Linked DNA regions of Homo sapiens: region 2 is linked to region 1. Evidence: read pairs that join two places in POLR2A ChIA-PET (ENCODE). Cell type or tissue: Panc1. All regions are shown on one strand. Each heading gives the region's core, and the rest is flanking DNA. Links, peaks and the distances in the headings are about the cores only. Region 1 overlaps LINC01435 (long intergenic non-protein coding RNA 1435). Region 2 overlaps LOC105378477 (a long non-coding RNA gene).

Region 1 (2,925 bases), core at 89-2,588:
ATGCCAATCTTATCGCCATCTAGGTTGTCCTGTTAGTGCTGTTTAACATCTTTAACAAATTAGGACCGTATCTAATTTGTTATATTACTGTGTCATTAAAATATGACAGTGGTTTGGAGTCTTAGGTGATCTCTATCCTTCTCTGACTATGACCCTAATGCTGCTTGGTTTTCTTTCGAATGTGTGGAGATAAAATTTACTTTTGAGATAAAAACGAACAGATGTTCACTTTTCATTATATTTGAGAGTCACTAACCAAAATTTTCCTCACTGTCCTTGTACTTTTGTTTTAATATTTGCTTTCTTTTTTTCGGCTGTTTATTTGGTTTTTACAAGCCTCTTTTCTACTTTTAAAGTTTGCTAATTTCAAAAATCTATTTGTACAATTCTTGAATTTTATTTTCCTCCTACTTAACTGCTCAATCATACAGGCAGTATATATATTGTTGGTGAAATAAAAGGAAGGATTTAGAAACAGGGAATACTATACTTTGCAGCAAAAACATAATAGATCTTTTCCTCTATCATAAATGTATGTTAAAATATTTAAATATAAAGTCAAAGTTTTTCTTCTATAAGTAGAAGCCCAACTTGTCCAGCTTTGCCTTTTTTCATTCTATTTCAATAGATGGTTTGAGATTATATGAAAATATCCAGACTTGCTTTCATTCTTGTTTTTCTCACAGAAGAAAAAATACAGTGCAATTTGACAAAGGTGAGGTTGGAATTTGGCAGATATTGAGCCAGATTCTCAGTTGTCTATTTGGTTTAGTTCATCAATTTTGTACAAATATTAATATAAAGCTACATCTTCTTCCTACAGAGTCATGGACCTCAGGTAGGCCACGGAGAAGCTGACAGCCCGGTGTGCCCCTTCTTATCAACTGCCTGTTTGTACACTGTGCCTGGAATTGCTCATTCTGGGAGAGACTGCTGTGTATTGGAGCAGGAGTCCTCCCACAATGGCAGGTTGTTTCATTTTCCCTCTTTTTCTGCTTTGTTCCTGCCATTTAAAGGATTTTTGTTTGTTTTTTCCATTGCAACATTTGTGGTGAGCTTTTGATTAGGCTGAAGGCTAACACAGCTAACGCTAACAATTTAAATGGGATAACTCTCAGGGAACCTGTATAGCTCTGTCCTTCTCCCCTTCCTCCCCCTCACCATCAATACCAACAACAGCCACTTTGCAAACCACATGCACCTTGCAAACCTTTTACAGAAGCAGATTCTTCCCTGACTAGGAGCTGAAAATATATGGAAGGTGAGTGTGTATTTAGACTTTGGGCTAGTGACAACAATTTTACTTTCCTACAAAAGGGAATTCGTGATTTCATAAGCAAGGTCGTTCGTTTACTTACAGTCCAAGATCTTGGAATTTCTGACAAGTCAACTGTGAATGGAATAATTCTTCCCCATCTGTTCCTTTTCGGAGACAAATTGACCCTGAAAGCATGGTGATTGAAGCTCTTTAACTTCTCTGCGATGGGGTCTTAACAGACAATGATCTGTAAAAAGAGGGGGTGATGGTGATATTTATTTTGATGATTGCTAACTAGCTCCTGCTTTGCGGTCTTTCATTCGATTGCATGTCTGTCATCTCTTCTAAATCTCACCAGCACTCCATAGTGCAGTCAGGCCTGCCTTAGAGGATTTGTTAAAAGTTCAGAGGCATTAATTGCCCAAAGTTTCACCAGATGGTACTCCCCTGTCAATTAGGTGTGATGTTCCTGATATATCTGATATTATCTTTATTGAACAAAAAATAGTTGGCTTGAACTATTGACAAAACCTATACTTCCACCCAGGCTTGAGGTCACTGACTAGAAAGTCTAGATGAAGGATGAGAACTCTAGCTGCATTTTTTTTTTTAGACGGAGTTTCGCTCTTGTCACCCAGTCTGGAGTGCAATGGCGCGATCTAGGCTAACTGCAATTAGTTGCATAATTGTAAAAGCTGGTATGAGATATTCCAACTTTGAGCTCAAAATCCATTTAGAACATCTGCCATGTGAAATCCCACCTGTAGTTTTGGCCATAAGCTATTTTTATTGTTAATTATGACTTTAGGTTTACACTGAATTATTTTATGTTGATGTGCTACAGTTGCAGGACTTTTTCTTAGTTCAGCTAAAGATGGGGTTCTTTGTCCCATGGCCACGAAAATTCAGGCTGGCAGACAATTTTTATGGTGAGTAAGACAGGGTTTTATTGGGTGAAAAGGAAGAAAAGGGGGAAACAAGGACACCCCACAAGGCCAGAGGCCCTGTTAGCGTGCTTCCCACCCAGGTATCTCAGGTTCCACACAGGAAGAATAGGGGCCAGGTTCCTCTCTGCTGCCAATGGGCAAACTCCCCAAGGCTCCACCCCAGTGCGCAGGCTGGCTGGAGTTTTTCTGGGGACCCCTTCACACCTGACTCTCTCACTACTATTTCCTAATAATGGGAGGCTGGGCATGGTGGCTCATGCCTGTAATTCCAGCACTTTGGGAGGCCGAGGTGGGCAGATCACCTGAGGTTGGGAGTTTGATACCAGCCTGACCAACATGGAGAAACCCTGTCTCTATTAAAAATACAAAATTAGCTGGGCATGGTGGCACATGCCTGTAGTCCCAGCTACTGGGGAGGCTGAGGCAGGAGAATCGCTTGAACCGGGAGGCAGAGGTTGCAGCAGGCTGAGATCATGCTATTGCACTCCAGTCTGAGCAACAAGAGCAAAACGCCGTCTCAATAAATAAATAAATAAATACATAAATAAATAAATAAATAAATAAATAAAGGGAGACTACTGGCCTGGCACTAAAATGTTCAGGACGTTTTAAGTATTGAAATAATGCTAAGGCAGGGCACGATGGCTCATGCCTGTGATTCTAGCATTTTGGGAGGCCAAGGCAGGTAGATCACCAGAGGTCAGGAGTTCCAGACCAGCC
Region 2 (2,925 bases), core at 177-2,676, 380 kb after region 1:
ACAGTTGACCATGGATAACAAAAGGCAGAAAGCAAAAGCAAAACTATGGATAAGGGGTGTCGCCGGGGGATTAGTGCATTTAAATAATTATAAAAGGAAAGATAGTAAATGTCAAGAATTGCTAAATCTAGGTGCGAAGTATATGGATTTGAAAAAATTACTCTTGCAAATCTTCCATAACTTTGAAATTGTTTAAAATTAAAAAGTAATATAAAAGTTTTCAACAGTGCTACCATATTGATAATTGAAACCTTTCTCTCATGGAGAAAAACACTGCATGTCGTGGGGCAAAATACTTCAGGAATACAGCATTCTTGAATTTCTTCCTGACAAATCCCAGCTTCTTAGTACCAACCACTATTTTCTGAAAGACACCCAGATGGTAGGTGATACTTCATTAAGATAAAGCCCAATTTCTTTCCTTTCTTGATGAAGGTGGCAAAGCCACTACTCTGAGACTAACATGAGGTGGAGGCCATTTTCATTTATGTTCACTTTTTGGGGTTGCCAACTTCTGTATCTGAGGACTATAAACAGCTAGAATACAGAGTTAAGAAAATTGCTCAGAAATTTCATAAGGGATTTTGTACTGTTACTGCTACATGATTTAGCTATCTCAGCGGACACTGGCCTGGCAGGAAATTCCTTGCAAAGCTCTTAATTCTGCTGTAACTCTCTGGCATCACTTCATTTTAACTTCATAAATGTGTCTTAGCCAACCATGTATCTATTAATTAACCTTTAGAAAAATAAGATTCTCCAACTTTTTTAGTGACAATATTTGGAGTCAAACCTATCTTCCCAAGGCTATATTGAAATCTCTTTGGTCCAGTTTAACAACTGTGCTAAACCCCACTCATCCTATAAGCCTGACTAAAAACTCTTCAACACTTCAGAATAAATCCATCTCAAATTTCAACACCATTATTCTTTCTTGATTCTTGTCTTATGTGCCTCACTTTAGAGTTAATTATTTATATCTTAAGTTTTCTACTGAACTGAGACTACAAGCTTCTCAAAAGTGTATAGAGGTTTGCTCATCTCTGTGGGCTCTACCATGTTGAGAGAAGATATGATAAAGCATAACTCCTAATTCATTGCCTTCTTGTTTAATCAAGAGAAGAACCCAATGCTCAATAATTGAGAAGTTGTGAAGGATAGATTGTAAGGTGGCCTCCATGATCCTTACATCTCAGTAATTCACACACCTGTGTAATTCTCTTAAGTGTAGTCAAGACCTGTTAACTTGATTCTACCTAATAGAATGTGACAAACATGACAGGGAATACATAGGTATGTATTCTTACATGCATTATAAAGGATTAACTGTCCATCATAGTATCAGGTGTTCTCACTGGCTGGCTTTGAGGAAGTAGGCGGCCATGCTAGGGAGGCTTTGTCACAAGCAGATGAGGTTGGCTTCTGGCCAAAAGTCTAAAAAAAAAAAAAATGAGGCTCTCAGCATAACAGCCTGCAATAATTAAAAGCGCCTAAGAATTGTGAGAATGTGGAAGCAAATATTTTCCAATTGGAGCCTCAGATAAGATCACAGCCTCATCTGACACCAAGATTGCAATAAAAGGCTGTTAAAGTTGACACTTTTTTCCCCTTTCTACATTTCTTGTTACCTAATCTCCTTTATAAGATTATTTCAATCTATTTTCCTTTCCTCATTTCCCCTACCCCAAATAACAGTGAATCACAAAGGCCAGCTTCTTTATAAGCCTTGCTTTGCCATTGGAACTAACTTTTTAGGTATAATTTTGGAGATACGATGGAGAATCTCTCTGTCTCTCTCTTTTGAATATCAAGGACTCTATACTTTCAAAACACTTTTATGCTCAGCTATTTGTACACATTATATCGAAATTTTCCATTAATATCAGTACTATTACATGCTATGAATAGGCAGGAAAACCAGCATTAGAATTTTCAAGGTCTTAAGATTTGGCATGACTACAGAATAATATTTTAACCATAGTCACTTAATATAAAATGTCATGTGTTTCTACTTTTATCCATTCTTCAAAATAGTCTTTCCTATGGAATTTTTTTTAAAATTATACAAATAAATAAATTTATATGAATATTTCCTGGCACTATGTTAAAGGTCAAATTTATTTATTGTTATCAGTGTAACCCTAGCTTGATTTACCAATATAAAATTATGGAAGATTGCTTTTAAGTGGGTAATGATTTCGTTTTTCCTGGATGTATTTCTTCCTTTAATAAAACTAATGTTATTTTATTAAGGAGAAAAAAAAACACTTTTATGTAATGTAAACTCTATCTTTTGTCCTTGTCTACTTTTTTAGTTTGTCTATATGTTATGATTTCTGTCTTCAGAAAGGCAAAGTGACTCTCCTGGCCTAAGCCCAGCGTGTAGCAGAAAAAAAAGTCTTTCATAAATATTTTCTGGGTGAAAATTCAGTGACCAAGTGCCTTGAAATTACACAATGGTGTTGCCTAATCTACTCCCTGTTGTGGGGACAAAAAAAATAGTCCTAAAGTTAGTACCTAAGCTTTCCAGATTCACAGACATACATGTATATACACATATGCATATGCACGTGCATGTACATTACAAGAAGACAATTAACCAGAATGGCATGTTGGCAAACAGAAAACTACTGCCCTTTATTAATGCACCAGAAAATTCAGGAGACCCAGTTCCCTACTCAGCACAGCAAATTCAGACCCTTGATGTGTATTAAGCACTTTTCATGTCATAAAATCAGAAATGTAGACCAGTGGAACAAAATAGCCCAGAAATAAATCCACACATTTACGGTCAGGTGATTTTTGATAAAAGGTGCCGTGAAGGAACAATGGGGAAAGGATAGTCTTTTCAATAAATGGTGCTGGGAAGACTAGATATCCACATGCAGAAGAACTAAACTAGACCAGCCTGTCTCACTTTATACA

What was found. ChIA-PET counts read pairs that join two places held together with the same protein. Peaks named below come from ENCODE experiments on the same cell type or tissue, not always from the same donor. Only the 100,000 strongest peaks of a DNase experiment are listed, where the experiment ranks them.
Region 2: POLR2A ChIA-PET joins it to region 1 with 6 read pairs; 2 of 35 experiments call an interaction of 5 or more read pairs at or near these places.

The regions. Positions count from the first base shown.
Region 1 is chr10:108,041,820-108,044,744 of GRCh38, forward strand. LINC01435 (long intergenic non-protein coding RNA 1435) reads right to left here. Exons shown (of 5, transcript NR_125760.1): 2 at 1,359-1,505. Among named protein-coding and RNA genes, the nearest start is that of LINC01435, 26 kb to the right of the region's middle. In Panc1, for the core only: no CTCF peak of the experiment used is centred there; no DNase peak of the experiment used is centred there.
Region 2 is chr10:108,420,049-108,422,973 of GRCh38, forward strand. All of the region lies in intron 3 of LOC105378477 (a long non-coding RNA gene), which reads right to left. Among named protein-coding and RNA genes, the nearest start is that of LINC02661, 290 kb to the right of the region's middle. In Panc1, for the core only: no CTCF peak of the experiment used is centred there; a DNase peak (open chromatin) is centred at 1,319.